2 separate regions of the Homo sapiens genome follow, and region 1 is linked to region 2. The links are chromatin loops, found by intact Hi-C in ENCODE. Cell type or tissue: dorsolateral prefrontal cortex. All regions are shown on one strand. Each heading gives the region's core, and the rest is flanking DNA. Links, peaks and the distances in the headings are about the cores only. Region 1 overlaps SPOCK1 (SPARC (osteonectin), cwcv and kazal like domains proteoglycan 1). Region 2 holds the start of SPOCK1 (SPARC (osteonectin), cwcv and kazal like domains proteoglycan 1).

Region 1 (8,329 bases), core at 208-8,207, 350 kb after region 2:
TGAGCTACTTGTTTGTTGTAGGGTGGCTTCATCAGTGGTGTGGATGTGGTTAGTCAGCAGAAGTTTTCGGGACAAAGTGGACCCCATGCTTGATGTTGAAAAGCTTTAATGTTTCTTCTTATAGAGTTTACCATTTTGAGATTGGAAAGACTGAACAGAATTATGGCTCCAGGATCTTGTGTTTCTGAAGTGTCCAGGGTCCCTTGCCCTTGGTGGACATCCATTTTCTGTATTTTAGGAGCAAGCTAAAAAGAGCTGGTAAAAGCCATGAGGATAATAAATGAGCATGAACTGTGCGCCAGGCCCTGTGCTAGAAAACCTTCATGTGTTATCCCATCAGATCCTCACAACATCTCAGTAAAGTGGATCTGTTTGCCTGCAACTGAATCCTAAAGAGTTGAGTAACCCATCAAGATACCTCATAGGCAAGAAGTGGCAAAGCTGCCTCTCTCCTCTCAAACTTACATCTCTCCGAGCCAAATGCTTTGGGTTCTTATCTTCTAGGTACACTAAAAATTTGGCAGAAATTCTTGGAGTTGCTGAGTTTCCCAATCCTTACATGATCAACAACCATGGCTGCTGAATAATGTCAGAATAATCAGCACCAAAAGAGTTAATTCTCTGGATGTCTTTGGCCTGGGAAAAGCTCCATGTTTTTATAGAAATTTTAATTGCATTAAAGTGAAGCACAGGTACAAAAGATAGACTGTGTGAGCCACAGTGATCTTTTAAGTACACTTTTTTCCAGGAAATATTTGATTTTTACTATGCTTTTTATGCCCTCTTATTCTCTTAGGTTATAGAATTGGTTCTTTTGTATTTTGAGTAAATCTCTCTCCTTTGTTCATAAATGTCTTATGAATAATTTATGTCAATTATAATGAAATAGAACCCAAATACCTTTACTATTATAGCATTTTAATAAATTCTGGCCATTGTGATGGATGAGAAGGTGAAGACTTCTCTGTGGATGATATCTTTTTCTCTACTTAGAGGCCAGGCCATTCTCAGCTCCTGTTGCCTACACTGCCCTGTCCCATGCTGCGCTGGGCTTCATGCATCTCCCCATTAGCAGTGTGGAACATACGCACACTTCACAGAAACCCCTCACGGAAGGAACCACAGTCAGTTCACCTGGTCACTATTGTTTCTTAAGTCAGAGGGAGTTAAGTTCACAGGACAGCAGCATTGCCTTTAAAAGCAGCTCGCACTTTTGTATTCATTATAAAAGTAATACAAGCTTATTAAGATAGCCAGCAATTTGGCTTTGATTTCTGATAGCTCAATCTTTTTTTTTCACAGGAAGTCTTTTTTTATGAGGTCTTCTGGGTAACATGAATCTTGGGGAAGGTGGACAGAGGGGTGTGATACATTGCTGCTTGACACTTTAATCATCACCTTTATCCCCATCAGAAGTTATTTTCATTAGTGGCTTAGTGGCTTCAAGTATCAGCCTTGGTGTGAGACTCGCCAAGATTAAAATCCAGGCTCACTGGCTGTGTGACCACAAACAGGCTTAACATTTCTCTGTCAGTTACCAGTTGGTAAATTAAGAATGATCTGATCTCTGTATCAGTTTCTTTATTGTTGAATTAGGATAATAGTACATTATTCTATAGTTGGTCGTTGTCATTGTCTCCATGTCAGCCCCCTAATTGGGTGACAGAGTATGTAATGTTCTCCCTCCCCTTCCTTTCTATTTAATTCCCCCTTTCCTTCTACTTCCTCTTTCCACTCCCATCACACTTTCAAAGGGAAATCAATTTCTTGATGGAAATGCTGAGTGAGGGTCCTTGTCAGAGCAGCTGGGGAGCAGGGAAAATGTGAGATGATAGCTTTGAGAAGGGAGGCTTGGCTGCCCAGGCTAATAAAATTTTGTGGTTGTTGATTTTATGACACACATTTCCACAGCTGCTCTGGCAGACCCCTCTTAACGCCTTCTTTTCTAATGATCAGGACATGTAAATTACCATGTTGGGCTTATCAGTGGTTGCTCATAATGTCTTGCTTTGCATGTGAGCAGAGGGGCCAAGCAATTCCCAGACACTCTCAGTAGTGGGTAGTCCTTAACTCCTTCATCTCAGAGACACATGCCAAGATCACCCAGGGCTGGACACCTGCTCTGGACCCTGGCCATGGTCATGGCTTGTCATTGTCTCCTTGCTGCAGACAGGATATGAGATAGAGGGCAATCAGGAGAAACTGAGGGCCCTGGTCTGTGAGTGGGGCAGAGGCTGTGGCTGTCCGGAGAGGAAGGGTAGGGAAGGGAAAGGCGCTTCTTTTGGAAGAAGGCAGGTCTGGTTCTGAGTACTGGCTTTGCCATTAAGGCTTTATGGTGCTGGGAAGTTACTTTACCGTTTCAAATTGGTTTTCTCATCTTCAACTTGCCTTTTCACTTAATTTATCATAAATATCTACCTATGTTACCAAATATAGATCTACTAGTTTCTGTAAAATAGTTGCATGATGTTTAAAAAATGTATTATGTTATTAACTAAACCATTTCCCTACAGTTGGTGTTCTGGATTGAATGTTTTTATCCCCCTCAAATTCCCACGTTGAAGCTCCAATTCCTAGGATGTCTGTATTTGGAGAGGGGGCCTCTAAGAAAGTAATTAAGGTTAAAAGAGGTCCAAAGAGTGGAGCCCTGAGCTGATAGGATAAGTGTCCTATAAGAAGAGACACGAGAGAGGGCTGGCTCTCTGTCTCTCCAAGTGCTTGCATCGAGGAAAGACCATGTAAGGACGTAGCAAAAAGCTGGCTGGCTGCAAGCCAGGAAGAGGGCCCTCCTAGAACCTCACCTTACTGGCACCCTGATCTCAGACTTCTAGTCCCCAGCACTGTGAGAAAATAAATTTCTGTTGTTTAAGCCACCAGTCTGTGGTACTTTCATTATGGCTGCCCGAGCAGACTAACACAGATGGACATTCAAAGTGTTATAATTTTCCCTTATTACAGATTATTAAGATGAACATTTTTGCCTAATATGTTCACTTGCTGGGTCATAGGATGTTTCTTTTTTCCCTTTTCTCTTGTTATAATTTTTATGTATACCAAAATGTTGAGAGGATACTATAAACTGCTATACACCCATCTACCTACATTTAACAATTGTTATCATTTAAGGGCACAACCAAAAAATTGACCCCCAAAAAAGGCTGTTATCAATTTATAACCCTCTCCCCCACCTCACACACACACATACACAAATAATGTAACAGAGAAGATGCTTTTATCTTTGACACAGAAAGAAGTCCCCAGGACCTCAGTTTAAAGGGGAAAGAAAAGGTCTCTTCCCAGGAGGGCTATCTTTGGTCAGACTCATCTTTCTCTCCTCTGCCTCTTTGTCTCTGTCTGTCCTGTGTCCCTCCCCACCAATTCCCCAATCCTTAAATGCATGAGTCCAACCTTTATGCCACTCTGCTCTCTGCCCTATCCAGGCACATGTCTAATAGGCCCTTTGTTTGGCCTCGGAGAACTTGGCCAGCCCCTTGAATATGAAAGGAAAGAATTGTGAGGAGGCTTTCCAAGCTGCCATTCTTCTCTGGTTACAGCAAAAATCCTATGGGCAGAATCTTCTATTTTATATTCTGAGAGGCTCTGTCGTCAGCTGGTGAACAAGCCTCTCTGGAGACAAGGGAGGCAAGATGCATGCACGGGTTACCATGGGGACAGACAAGCTGCAATAAATGTTCCTGCTCATAGCTTGACGAGGTTTTCACAGTTTGGTGTAATTTCTTTGTCAGTCGTCCATTAAGTCACTCCTAATGAATCACTGGGAGTGTCTGCTCTTCACGTGAACCTTGGGATCGCATGACTCAGGCAGAGAGCAGTCTTAAAAGCAACAGCGAGACAACAAGGCATCTTTAACTGGTGGACTTTTTGCAAATCGAGTGGCCTCTGGCCTGAGGAAGATTCTGGAACTCACCAGAGTGGGCCAGGAGTTCAAGCTGCTGTTTTAGATTAATCTTTTGCTTACTGGTCTCAACAGGTATCTTGTGCCTCCCGGAATCCTGTGTGGCTTGGTGTTCCTGGGGAGAGGGAGGAAGGAGGTTCCTGGCAGGAGAAAAGGGGTTCTAAGAGTTGACCACTGGGCCTTTCAGCCCTGATGTCCTCTGTCATTTGGCGGACGAGAATATATGTAGTGTGTCTGTTCTTACTAAGTGCCACTTTCTACATAAAATGCATATTTAGGGTTCCCTCTTCCTGCCCCTCTCCCCCGACTTTAGTCTGGTCACAGGTTCTTGCATGCTGGGTTGAAGGCACTGTGGAACTCAAAGGCCCTGGCTCCCCAGCATGGTCCCTGTGGCTCCAAGGCCCTTCAGGACCAGGCTCAGCCTCTTCTCCAGCCTTTTTACTCACCGGCTTGCTCCAACTGCTGCCAGCCTCATGAAACACTTGAATTCCTTAAGCCTGCCACAAACTTTCTTACCCCTGGAAAGACAACTTCCTGTTATCTGGAGTGTTCTTCCTCATCCTATTATCTGGTTTAAACCTACTTTTCCATAGATGTCAGTCTGTCCAGGAAGTCTCACCTGACCCCCTGAAAGGCTGAATTAGGTACCTTACCTGTCTCACCTGTCTCCTATGTTCAACGGTGAACCCCTGGAGAGCTGGAAGAACATCTTTTTGCTCACCTCTTTGTATTCACCTTTAGCCTGCAGAAAGATTCTTCACGCTGAATGATACTCTGTAAATATTAATTGAATAAACACAAATGTGTGTGATTTCCCCCAGGTGAGGAACCCTTTGGGCCACCCCACAAAATGGAACCTTCTTCTCATCTGAGCATCTCTGAGGTGGTATCAAGCTCTGCTGTGCTAGGTGTCATGACCCTTTGCCAATTAGCCTATAGGATGTGCTCAAGAAGAGTGCAAAGGCTTGATTCAGGATTTTAAAATCAATGTAGCTAATTAAAAAATAACTCGTTGAACTGAAAAACAAGTTCAGAAACAATTAAGATAATTAAAATATCACCACCTTAATTGAGACCAAGTAGTGAGCTTAAAAATAAAATTAATCAAAAAAAGTTACATGGAACCAGTAATTAACTGGCTTTTGAATTCAATGCTTTACAGCTTAACAAATCTCTTTAAATTAATTCATTCTTGGTTTGTTCCTTGAGAAAGGTTTCTGTAAAAAGTCATTTTGAAAAAAATAATTGGATTTGTGCTGGGTGCCAGTTGACTCTTGAATAGTTCTGCATATAGGTGGGAAAGATAAAATTAACCTTTGGTGGGCGCCTGCTCTGTGCTAGGGATGCTGTCCTGTTTGGGTCCACAGGAGTCCTGCAGGTTTGGTGATAGAAGAGGTAGAGAAGACACAGGGCTTTGTCATCCTCTGGGGATGTCTGCATCCTCTCACTCCTTGTATGCGGAGAGAGATTGAAACTTGGAGCAAGTCCCCAGGAAATCAATAGCACCATGACAAGGAAACTTTGAACTCTGCTCAGGGCTGTCACGCTCAGCTGCCTCTCCTACCTTCTCACCTACAGTTTCCCCTACTTATTAAAAGGCCTCTCAAATGCCACTTATTATTCGGATCTCTTATCCTTCCCTTTTCAAAGTGCAGCCACAGTCCTTTCCAGTACTGGTGCTGGGTGCCTTTCAGGAGCATCCATCACCCTGAGCCTTGAGGCTGCTAGGTAAAACGTATTTGGGAGGCCTGAGTTTAAATGGAAATGACACACTCCTCATCCCCTTTCAATCCCAGTGTTGCTGTTTCTCAAAAACAAAATGCGGCGAGGTGATTAAACAAATGCTGACAGCTTGATTTGTTACTGTTTTGTTGCTCTGTGAAGTTCATTTACTCTAAATAATTTGCATACATGTTTGAAGTATTCAGACCCCAGTAATTGATTTTTAGCAGACTTGATTTCTGTATGCAAATTGTTAAGTATGTAGGGAGTTTAATAACGAACAGTTTTTATTTATTAGTATTTTGGGTTGGAGGTTTTTTGTTTTTAAAGAAATGTTAGCTTCCAGAAGTGGAGGGTGGTCTACAGGAGTTAGCCTAAGGTAGGGTGACAGATGGCAAAACTACAGGAACAAAATTGACCAGACCATGGTTCCTTTGACTCAGTTGGGGGATGGCTGCATTCAGAGGGGGTAGGCTGAGGGCTCAGGTGTCCAGAGCTGGGCACCCCAGCCTCTGGGGAAAGATCAGGGCTGGTGACCTCATCCTGTGGGGTGTACTGAGAGGGAATCGTGGACCATCCTCTGCAGCACTGGGTAATCTGGCTGCCCCCTCCTTTTACCCAGTAAGTCTCATTCTGCCCCCAAAGCCTCTTAAGAATATGGTGCACTTGGGCCCTTGGCATGAGGTGAGCCCCGCAATCAGCTTTTTAAAGAAGATAGTAGGAGATTCTCATGCTTCAAGCATACACTGGTGAAGAGTTTGGGTTCTGGAGTCACAGACCAGGTTTGTCCTGCATCTCTCATTAGCAATTTATTTTTAAGACTTGCACATTAATAGCAGCTACCTCCTTTGGTGGCTATGAAAATTAAATGTGGTAATCCAATCAGAGTTCACTGCCTGTATGTCAAAAGCACTCAGTGAGTGTTAACTATGGTTCTTTGTTATTATGAAAACTGATTATTTACTCTGGGAAAAAAGACAAACACAAAAAACTTAATAAACACATATGAGGTGCTTAGCATGTTCCAGGTCTAAGTACTTACAGATATTAACTCATTAAATGTTCATGACAACCACCAAGCAATAGCAGGTGCTGTTATTATCCCCATTTTTACAGGAGAGGAAAGTGAGGTATAGCAAGGTTAGCAAGCAGCAGAGGCAGGGTTCAGTCCCAGAAGCTACTCTGCCTTGGAGTCCGTGCTGTTCCAGAAGCTACTCTGCCTTGGAGTCTGTGCTGTTCCCGGATCTGCTCAGCTGATTCATGATCCTTGTGATTGCACTGTCCGTTGAGACCACCCGGAGGACAGTGTGGCATGTTAACAAAGTTGGATACAGAGGCAAAAATAAGCTCAAATTCTGCCACAAAGCTTGTCATGTAGTACTGCAGATTTTGACACCCATCACCCTAGGCCAACCTGTTTTTCTCTGTCTCTGACATCCACTCAAGTGAAAATCTCAAGTTCTCTGCTGCAGCACTTGGCATCTGTTGGGGAAAATGCCTCAGCTGATAACTATGACTGGGGCTGCCTGTGGTCTAGTCCCCAGGTTTCTTGAGATCTATAAATGTCTTCATCCTGTGGTGTGTGGAAGTGTGAGAAGGGGCAATGAAGGACTGACATGTCCTGCTAAGCTGTTCAAGCAGCAGAAACGCCATTGGATGTTGTGTGTTCAGAACCCTTGAGAAACTTTCATCATTAGTGGTCATCTGGTAATCATTCTTAATTGTTGACTCAATTTTGAATGATTCTTGGAGAGTGAGTCAAAGTTGGCTGAGCTGCAGCCCCAGGGTTGGCGTGGGCGGCAGTGCACTGGGCTGAGACTGCACCAGTCTCCTGGCTTCTTATGCAGACATCCCCAGGAACCAAAAGAGTTCCACTTAGGACCAGGAAGCTCTTGCTGCAAGTTTCTGGAAGCCCCAGCCTTGGAAGACTCTGAAGGCAGACACAGGGCCCTGCCACCTGCCTTGCAGAGGTTGCCTTCAGCTTAAGAGCTCTGAGTGAATGAACACTCTGTCCCTGGGGCTCAAATCAGCCTCTCTTTTATCTCACAGCCTGTTTCTTTCTGCTAAGCTCCAAGTATCAGAGTCACATCCCTTGGGGAGTAGACTCTACCAGGTGACTCCCCTAGGACCGGGCCCTGGGTCTTATTACTTTCCAGATGGGCCTGAGAATGCAGCCTGGCTTCTGTTTACAGCTGCTGAAGCTGCGGCAGTGGAGGGAGCCAGTTAAGCTGTTCAAGTAGCAGAAATGCTTTTGGATGTTGTGTGTTCAGGACCCTTGAGAAATTCGCAGCAGGCATTTGAAGAAAGTAGTGTGCAGATTCTGGGCCTGGGCAGGAGGAGAGGAACAGTGATGTCCTCTACATGCTGAGGAGTCAGGATGGCTAAGAGTCCAGTGGTTGAGGGCACTGTGACATTTCTTTGTGTTTGTTTTGGTTTGGTTTTTTGACCATGTCATTTCTTGTAGAAGTTTTGCTATACCTGCTCAGGATGCCAATTTGTTTAACCAAATGTTTGCATGGGGAGGACATGGGGAGACATCACCTCCCCTGACTGTGGAGAGCAGTTATGAAAGATTTACTGCTTAATAGGCTTTAGGCCCCAGAGCTTGAAGATGGCACAATTGCTTTTGTTTTGCAGAGAATTCCCCGAGGCCTCTTCTGTGCCAATGATGAGCATGTGCACCTCAGCACG
Region 2 (8,329 bases), core at 47-8,046:
GTGGATAATGGGTTGCAAGGGAAAGGAAAGAAGGAAACCAGCCAAGAAGCACCGTCGTTCTTCACGTGAGAAGTGATGGTCTTGTGGACTCAGGAGTATCTGTGGAAGTGGGGTGAAGTGGGTGGCTCCAGGGGGTGTTCGAAAGTGGGATGGACCCCCTTTGCTGATGGATGGGAGGTGAGGGGCGAGGAGATGGATGAACTGGAGATGACTTGTGGGGTTCTGACTTAAGCAGCCATGTGGATGCGGATACATTCACTCTAACAGGGATGAAAGGAGAACACAGAGGCATGGAGGACATCCAGACTTCTGTTTTGGCCTGGTCACAGATCTGACGTGCCCGTGGGGCATTGAGGAGATGTAAAGTATGAAGCTGGAGGTACAGTCAGAAGTCATTGGAATTTCTGGGCTGGAAATGTACCTGGAGGATCTCAGCATAGGACTGGACTTGGGCACCTGGGGAAAGGGTTTTGGGGGAGAGAAGAGGGATAGGTCTGAGCCCTAAGAAGCACTGGAATGTCAGCAGGAATGATGGGGGGAGCAGGAAAGCCAGGAGGGTTGGAGCCACGGGAGCCAAAAGAAACTGCTCAGAGGCCACACTGGGGAGGATCGAGGGTACCCACTGGATCTGGTGACTTGGAGGAGGCTGCTGATGGTGACAAGTCATTTCAGTTAGTGAGGATGAAAGGCAGATTGGAGTGGGTTGAAGAATGAGTTGGAGGTGAGGAGGCAAAAGTGACATTTAGGGACAACTCCTTGGAGAGATCTTGCTGTCACACTGGGCAGATAAATGGGGAAGTGCTGCTTACTTGGGTTTCTATGAACATAAGAAACAGTCTCTTCATCATTTCTAAACCTCTCTCCCACTCTGATGCACCCACCCACAGCATTCCATGATAAAATAAACCGTGGATGATGTGCAGTCCCCAACATAGTAGCTGTGACTCCATTCCTTTTTCTCCCTTTTGAGAAAGTTTCTAGGAATGCAAATCAGGCAGAGTAATGTTGGGAAAACCACAGATCTGCTGACTTCCACACATTCAACTATTATATGTAACCAAATTATTTGTAGCGCAACTTATTATTGATCACACCATACATTATTGTTGGCATGCTGGCTGAGATGTGTTGTTGTTCCAGACATGGTTGGGTGGCATTCATTCATTAAATCATTCATTCATTTATCAAATTTTTTTGAGCACTAACAATGTGTCAACTCTGGGCACTGGGAGAAGTGGTGAACAAGACAAAGATAGCCTCTGCCCTCAGGAGCTCTAGCCAGGTGGGGAGGCAGACATAGAGTAAGTGATATCAGTTGAGCTTACAGCCAGAGAAGCACTGTGTTCTCAAAGACAGCATCACTGCAGGTGCTGGCCTGGTCCACAGGTGTAGCAAGAGTCTCTGAAGAAGTGAGGATGAATAAGCAGAGAGCAGAATTAATGAGACTTGTGCTGGGACTGGGTATGGACAGCAGCCCAGGCAGAAGTGAATACCCAGGAGTGGAGGGAGCCCATTTCCACTGGGGTCAGGGCCAGCCCGTCCAGAAGGTCAGAGGAGGAGAGAGTGGGGTGAGAGGCGGGGTCCAGATGTGCGGGGCCTGGGGGCTCCAGCCAGGAGATTGGTCTTTATCAGGAAAGCATTGTGAAGAATTTTGTGTTGAGGGGAGAGGGGTGATGGGATGGTCAGACTTGTTCTGAAAGAGCGCTCAGGTGTCTGGGGAATGGGGTGTAGTTGTACAGAGAAAGGTGACAGGCCAGTATCACTTGTATACAGGCAGGGGAAGACATTAAGTCCCTTCCAGCCCTATTTCACCAAACATTGCTGGTATTTGGAAACGGGGTGGGGGATGGGGCAGGACCAGACTTCTGCTTCTCAGTGTTCTGTCCCTGTAGCCTGATCTGTTTTTCCTCTCTCCCCTCCCTCCCATCTAGGGGAACTCAACAGGTTAGTGCTGGGGCCGGTTCTCAAGGGGCAGGACAGTGGTAAGCATGGCATAGGGCATGGGAGTGCAGAGATGCAGGTGGGTGCATGACTTGGGATGGGCAGTGCAGATATTCACTTATCCAGGGAATGGCAGGACGGTGGTTATCAAACTTTGCCATGCATAAAAAACGCCTCGGGAGCTCATTAAAAGTGCAGACTTGGAAGCTTTCCTAAGGAATGCTGACTCAGCAAGTGGGGCGGTGGGGCAGGAATCATTTTTAGGAAGTTCGCTTCTCTCTCCACCCAGGTGATTTTGATCTAGATAACCCGACGGCCTTCCTTTTGAGAATGCCTCCATGCTGGCCTGCGTCTTGGCCTCATATCCTCAGTCCCCTCTTCTGTCTCGCACCAGCCTGGGCCTGAAAGCTGATTTTAGCCCTGCATTAAGATGTGAATGACCCAGGACATAGGCGTGGGCAAGGACTTCATGTCCAAAACACCAAAAGCAATGGCAACAAAAGCCAAAATTGACAAATGGGATCTAATTAAACTAAAGAGCTTCTGCACAGCAAAAGAAACTACCATCAGAGTGAACAGGCAACCTACAACATGGGAGAAAATTTTCGCAACCTACTCATCTGACAAAGGGCTAATATCCAGAATCTACAATGAACTCAAACAAATTTACAAGAAAAAAACAAACAACCCCATCAAAAAGTGGGCGAAGGACATGAACAGACACTTCTCAAAAGAAGACATTTATGCAGCCAAAAAATACATGAAAAAATGCTCATCATCACTGGCCATCAGAGCAATGCAAATCAAAACCACTATGAGATATCATCTCACACCAGTTAGAATGGCAATCATTAAAAAGTCAGGAAACAACAGGTGCTGGAGAGGATGTGGAGAAATAGGAACACTTTTACACTGTTGGTGGGACTGTAAACTAGTTCAACCATTGTGGAAGTCAGTGTGGCGATTCCTCAGGGATCTAGAACTAGAAATACCATTTGACCCAGCCATCCCATTACTGGGTATATACCCAAAGGACTATAAATCATGCTGCTATAAAGCCACATGCACACGTATGTGTATTGCGGCATTATTCACAATAGCAAAGACTTGGAACCAACCCAAATGTCCATCAATGATAGACTGGATTAAGAAAATGTGGCACATATACACCATGGAATACTATGCAGCCATAAAAAAGGATGAGTTCATGTCCTTTGTAGGGACGTGGATGAAATTGGAAACCATCATTCTCAGTAAACTATCGCAAGAACAAAAAACCAAACACCGCATATTCTCACTCATAGGTGGGAATTGAACAATGAGATCACATGGACACAGGAAGGGGAATATCACACTCTGGGGACTGTGGTGGGGTGGGGGGAGTGGGGAGGGATAGCATTGGGAGATATACCTAATGCTAGATGACGAGTTAGTGGGTGCAGCGCACCAGCATGGCACATGTATACATATGTAACTAACCTGCACAATGTGCACATGTACCCTAAAACTTAAAGTATAATTAAAAAAAAAAATAGAAGTAAATTAAAAAAAAAAAAAAAAAAAAAAAAGATGTGAATGACCACGTTCCGGGCTGGGGCGGCCGGGCTGTCGGGCAGGCAGCGCGCGGCCACCAGGGGGCGCCAGAGCCTTGGCTCGCGCGCTCGGCCTCCTCCGCCCGCGGACGCCGCGCCCGAGCCAGCGAGCGAGCAGAGCACATCGCTGCGGGCTCACAAAGCGGCCAGACGCTCGGCGGCGGCGTGTGGCAGGAGCGCAGGGGCGCGAGCCGGCGATCAGCCTTCCCGGCGACCGTGCCGCGGGAGCTCGAGCAACTCGGACTAGGGGACCCGGGCCGGCCCCCAAGGTACGTGCCCAGAGGAACCCCGCGCCCCAACTTGGAGTAGTTGGGACCTCCCCGCGGCCGCCTAGGGGGCTGGCAGGGTCAGGGCCTGGGGTTACCTCCGCGCGCCTTTCTTACCCCCGAGACCTCAGGGCGCTCAAGGGAGACCTTTCCCTTAGCTGTCGCCGGGGACCCCCAGCTGCTGGCAGCCCCCACCCCGCTTGCCGGAGCTCGGGTGCTGCTGGAGCCCTGTTCTCCCCTCTCCTGCCCCAAAGCCGTGTGCACCGCACCGTCTGTGGGAGTGCGGCGTGCGGACCCGGGCTCCCCGCTTCTGGGGAGGGGTACCAAGCCCCTGATAGGAGGGCGGCATCTGTGGGGCACTCGGAGAATAGACGAGACGGGTCCCCTGTAGTTGGACGGCAGCCTCGGATTCGTGACGCAGCCTCCTCGTTCGTAGATGAGTCCCCCATTCGTGAGAGGGGTCCCTGGGTCTAGAGGCGCGACAGGCGCCCCAGGTGCGCGAGCGCTGCCCGTGCCCGCCGCGGGGTCCCCGCCTCCGGGCTGGGGCGCTGGGACGCCTGGGTGCCCGGGGCTCGCGGCCGCCCGCCCTCTTCGCTCATCGCCCTGCGCGCCCTGCCCCGCAGATGCCGGCGATCGCGGTGTTGGCGGCGGCCGCCGCGGCGTGGTGCTTCCTCCAAGTCGAGAGCCGGCACCTGGACGCGCTCGCCGGAGGCGCGGGCCCCAACCACGGCAATTTCCTAGACAATGACCAGTGGCTGAGCACCGTCTCCCAGTACGACCGGGACAAGTACTGGAACCGCTTTCGAGACGTGAGTACCGGCGCCACCCGGCCCTGGGGGGCGCGGAGCCTCTCGGAGGGGACCCCTGAAGCGGGGTTGGGGTGTGTGTGTGTGTGTGTGTGTGTGTGTGTGTGTGGTTGGGAGGGGGACAGGTGGGCATCTCCCGCGGGGGCTGGTCGGTCCCAGCTTCCTGGGTGCGGTCTTGCCTGAAAGGAACTTTAAAGAGAACTTCGAAGGCTCCATGCGCTTGCCTGTTACCTGTGGCCCAGGTGTGTGTATTCGTAGGGCTGCGGGAGGTGACTGCACTAAAATACAGCACAGATCACCAGTAGCTGTGGAGAAAGAGGTTCTCTGAGCTTCCGACTTCTCCTAACCGTGATGGTAGACTTTCCCTAGCTCCGGAGAAAACCTCCCCGGGGCAGCGGTGGCGTGGACCATCTCTGGGGTGTGTCAGGAGAATCCCTACTGGAGAGGTTGGGTCTGGGAGTGGTCCAAGCTATTTATGGGGGAGCTATTTATGGGAGTCAGGTGTTGCATGTGTGTGTGTGTGTGTGTTGAGGGAGGCGGTCATGGCAATGGGCCTGATAAAATACAGGGGAGGTGGGGTGGTTTGACCCTCGGAATCTTGAAACAGGAACAACTAGCCCGTGCAGTTGGTCCCCTGCCCTGAAAGGGACCCTGGGTGGCAGAGCATTGCTCCTCCGTGGGAGCCCTGGGAGTGGAGAAAGTTACTCCCGGACACGCAGAAACACACTTGCGGCCTGTTTCTGCCTCAAGGCTGGCTGCCACTCCCCAGGTGTGCCCCAGGGATGTGGGGCAAGAGGCATCTGGTGCAGTCTTTCCAGCAGATGGCATCTCCTCTGTTCTGTGGGAGCGTCTGCCAGCTTCTTCAAGGACTGCCCCAGCTGGCCAGGGCCATGCCCTTCTAGGGGACTTGGGAGTACCATGTTTTATGGTACTTAACATTAGGAATTCCTGTTTCTGAGAAGCCTTAAATATTGTAAAAGTGCCCAAGGCATAACAGTAAAAAAGAGAAAAGCTTTAATGTTCAAAGGCACTGTTTCTTTTTGTTTGTTTCTGATCAGTTTTAGGTGTTAAACTAATATTTTTAGCAGCATGTATTTTTTAAATATGATAATTTGACCTATACCACAGACCCCCTTTGTTAATGTCCCCGGGCATGGTTTACAGACTCTTTGAGGTGGGATATGTATGGGGATCAGCTTCCTCCACTGGACTCCTCTAAGCTCTGCTCTCAGTATCTGCAGGCCTTGCAGGGAGAGGGAATTTGAGACATTGAATGAATCCCAGATGTTTCCATACACTTTTTAAAGAGCACCCTCTCCAGATCCCTGTCCAGAGGAGATGCACTCATAGCTTTGTGTGGGGGTTTATCACTCTCCTCTCTGTTCCTCCTCTTCTTTTTTCTAGTTGATGTTGGACTGCTTCTCTTGGAAAGGGGATTTCAAACACTTTCAATGAATAGCCACAGCTATTTGGGGCCTTTTATCGAAATTGTAATTTCATTAAAATTTTTAATTGATACATAATAACTACTAGGGTCTTTTGCAGTAGATATGCCCCTCACTTTCCTCCCCTACCCCAGTGAGATTCCTGCCATTCATTGCCCCATTCCTGACCTGCTCTGTTAACTGCTTAGATCTGAGAATCCTTCATTGATTACCTTTCCCTATGGCTGAAAAATGTGCCCAAACCATGAAGGATTCACCTGGGGCAGAGATAATTTTGCTTTTTGTTTTGTTTTGTTTTTACTTTTCTATGGCTATCTTTTAGATAGAGTTGAAGAGCAGGGCAGTTGCTTGACTTTGCTAGAGGTGGAAGAATTGAGCCAGGATTAGAAGTGAAGGGCCACCTCTGGAGATAGATGCCTTGGTGCTCCTGGCAGCTGGATTGAGTTGAAAACACTTGTGCTTTTTTGGATCTTTGGGTTATGGAAAGGTTTACTGTGCTTTCATGCCTGTTCAAGATTTTCTAGTCTCAGTGTATCATAAGCATGATATTCTGAATTCCTGCTTAGCTTTAAATTTTTTAAAATTGGGCTTCTGTTCATTTCCCATCTTTATTATGGATGGTGGTGACATTTTTAGATCTTTGGAACAGTGTGTTTCCAAACCTGACTGAGGATGAAGCTCACCTGAAGTGCTTGTTAAATTATAGCATCCATGGTCCTACCCTGGAGAATCTGACTTTACATTTCTGGGGTGAGTGCAGGGAATCCATATTTTAAGCAAACATACTAGGTTATTCTAATGTTTAGGAAATACTGCCTTTAGATAGTATAAAAATGTCCAAGACATAACAAAAAGAAAAGCTTTTATGTCCCAATACACTATTTTTTTTTGTTTTTGTTTTTGGAGCGGTTTTAGACATTAAACTAATATTTTTAGCAGCATATATTTAAAAAATGATAATTTAATCCAGCATGCCATTAAAACATCTAAAAATGTTCAAAAAAATCCCAAACTTCTTCATTCATCACCCATTTTATGTGCTGTATGGAGTCACCTGACACTAACAGTGGCTCAGACATAATTTAATGTCATTAACCTCTTTAAAGTGTTGTGGAACTCAGACCAGACACTCTTTTAGGGCAAGTCCCTGGAATAATCACAAAGCCTGAGCCTGGGAACAGAGGGTAAGAATTTGCTTTCTACAGAAACCTACTATTCAGTGGACAATCGATAAAGCCTCAGCTAATCTTGCAGTTGCTCAGCCAGCCTAATCATTTTCATTGAGCCAAGCCTTGCTTGAGGTTGACAAAGCCTCAGCTTCTTTGCTGTTTCTTTGTTTTGTTGAAGCTACTGATAACTTTGAAAGGCTGTGTCCCACAATTATTGTTATGATGCATGTCAATTTTTGGAACTCATTGTGAAAGAAAACTTCTTGCCTTCCTCCTGACTTGTCTCTTTGTTGGACTTGGGGGAGAGATTCAGATGTGATTTTTGAAACTTGGAAACTGAAAACTAAGGGCTGCTCTTAGAGAGTTGATTGTAGCCCTTGGGTGTTGTTACAGGGTCAACTTTGAAATGAATATGACAGTGGGGTGCGTGTTCCATATCCCTTGACTACTGGGTGTGCTGTGACATTGCCAGAGGTGACCTGGCAACCTCTACTTATCATTTTGAAAAGTGTCCTATTGCTCTAGATGTATAAATACTTCCTATCCCCTTCTTTTTAGAAGTAAAGCCTTTAGAACAACTCCATGGCTTATTCCCTGGAGTTACAGATCCAGGACAAATAGAACAATGCTCAGATGATTGCTCCTAAATGTATTTGTGGTCTGTTAGTTTTGTCATTCTTCTTTTATAAACACTAGCAATTGGGAAGTTTTGGCCAGATGGAGGCCTGGACTTTTGTACACAATGTTAAGGAGGCGATGAAGAAGCAGATCTTTGTATTAAGTTGTTCAATAATTTTCCATCTTTAGCTGACATGCATTTAACTCCTCCATGGCTTGAGGTTGAGGGATCAAGATGCCACAACCATTCTCCTAATTTTTCTGCATCTGATTTGGCTTTGGCTTTCCATAACCATTACCATAAGGAAATTTTCCTCTGTTCATTTGTACCTTCATTCATTCCAACAAATATTTATCTACCATTGACTAGGCATTGGGTTATAAGAGTGAACAAGATAAATACATGTAATCTCTTCTTTCATGTAACCTCTTGTCTGCTAGAGGAAATTCTTTAACTTATGCTGTCATAGACTACTTATTCTGTTTTCTTTT

The links. Peaks named below come from ENCODE experiments on the same cell type or tissue, not always from the same donor. Only the 100,000 strongest peaks of a DNase experiment are listed, where the experiment ranks them.
Region 1: it touches region 2 in a loop (2.5-fold over the local background); 4 of 110 quality-filtered maps call a loop at or near these places.

What each region holds. Positions count from the first base shown.
Region 1 is chr5:137,141,962-137,150,290 of GRCh38, reverse strand. All of the region lies in intron 3 of SPOCK1 (SPARC (osteonectin), cwcv and kazal like domains proteoglycan 1), which reads left to right. Among named protein-coding and RNA genes, the nearest start is that of SPOCK1, 350 kb to the left of the region's middle. RefSeq lists an enhancer at 3,628-4,827. In dorsolateral prefrontal cortex, for the core only: no CTCF peak of the experiment used is centred there; DNase peaks (open chromatin) are centred at 2,767, 3,640 and 7,438; H3K4me3 peaks cover 1,018 bases; H3K27ac peaks cover 1,966 bases.
Region 2 is chr5:137,494,652-137,502,980 of GRCh38, reverse strand. SPOCK1 (SPARC (osteonectin), cwcv and kazal like domains proteoglycan 1) reads left to right here and starts at 3,655. Exons shown (of 11, transcript NM_004598.4): 1 at 3,655-3,802; 2 at 4,423-4,608. The coding sequence starts at 4,423. RefSeq lists a silencer at 3,485-3,704. In dorsolateral prefrontal cortex, for the core only: CTCF peaks have their summits at 3,585 (motif pointing right), 5,220 and 5,419 (motif pointing right); DNase peaks (open chromatin) are centred at 3,650, 4,205, 4,480 and 5,420; H3K4me3 peaks cover 4,391 bases; H3K27ac peaks cover 4,469 bases.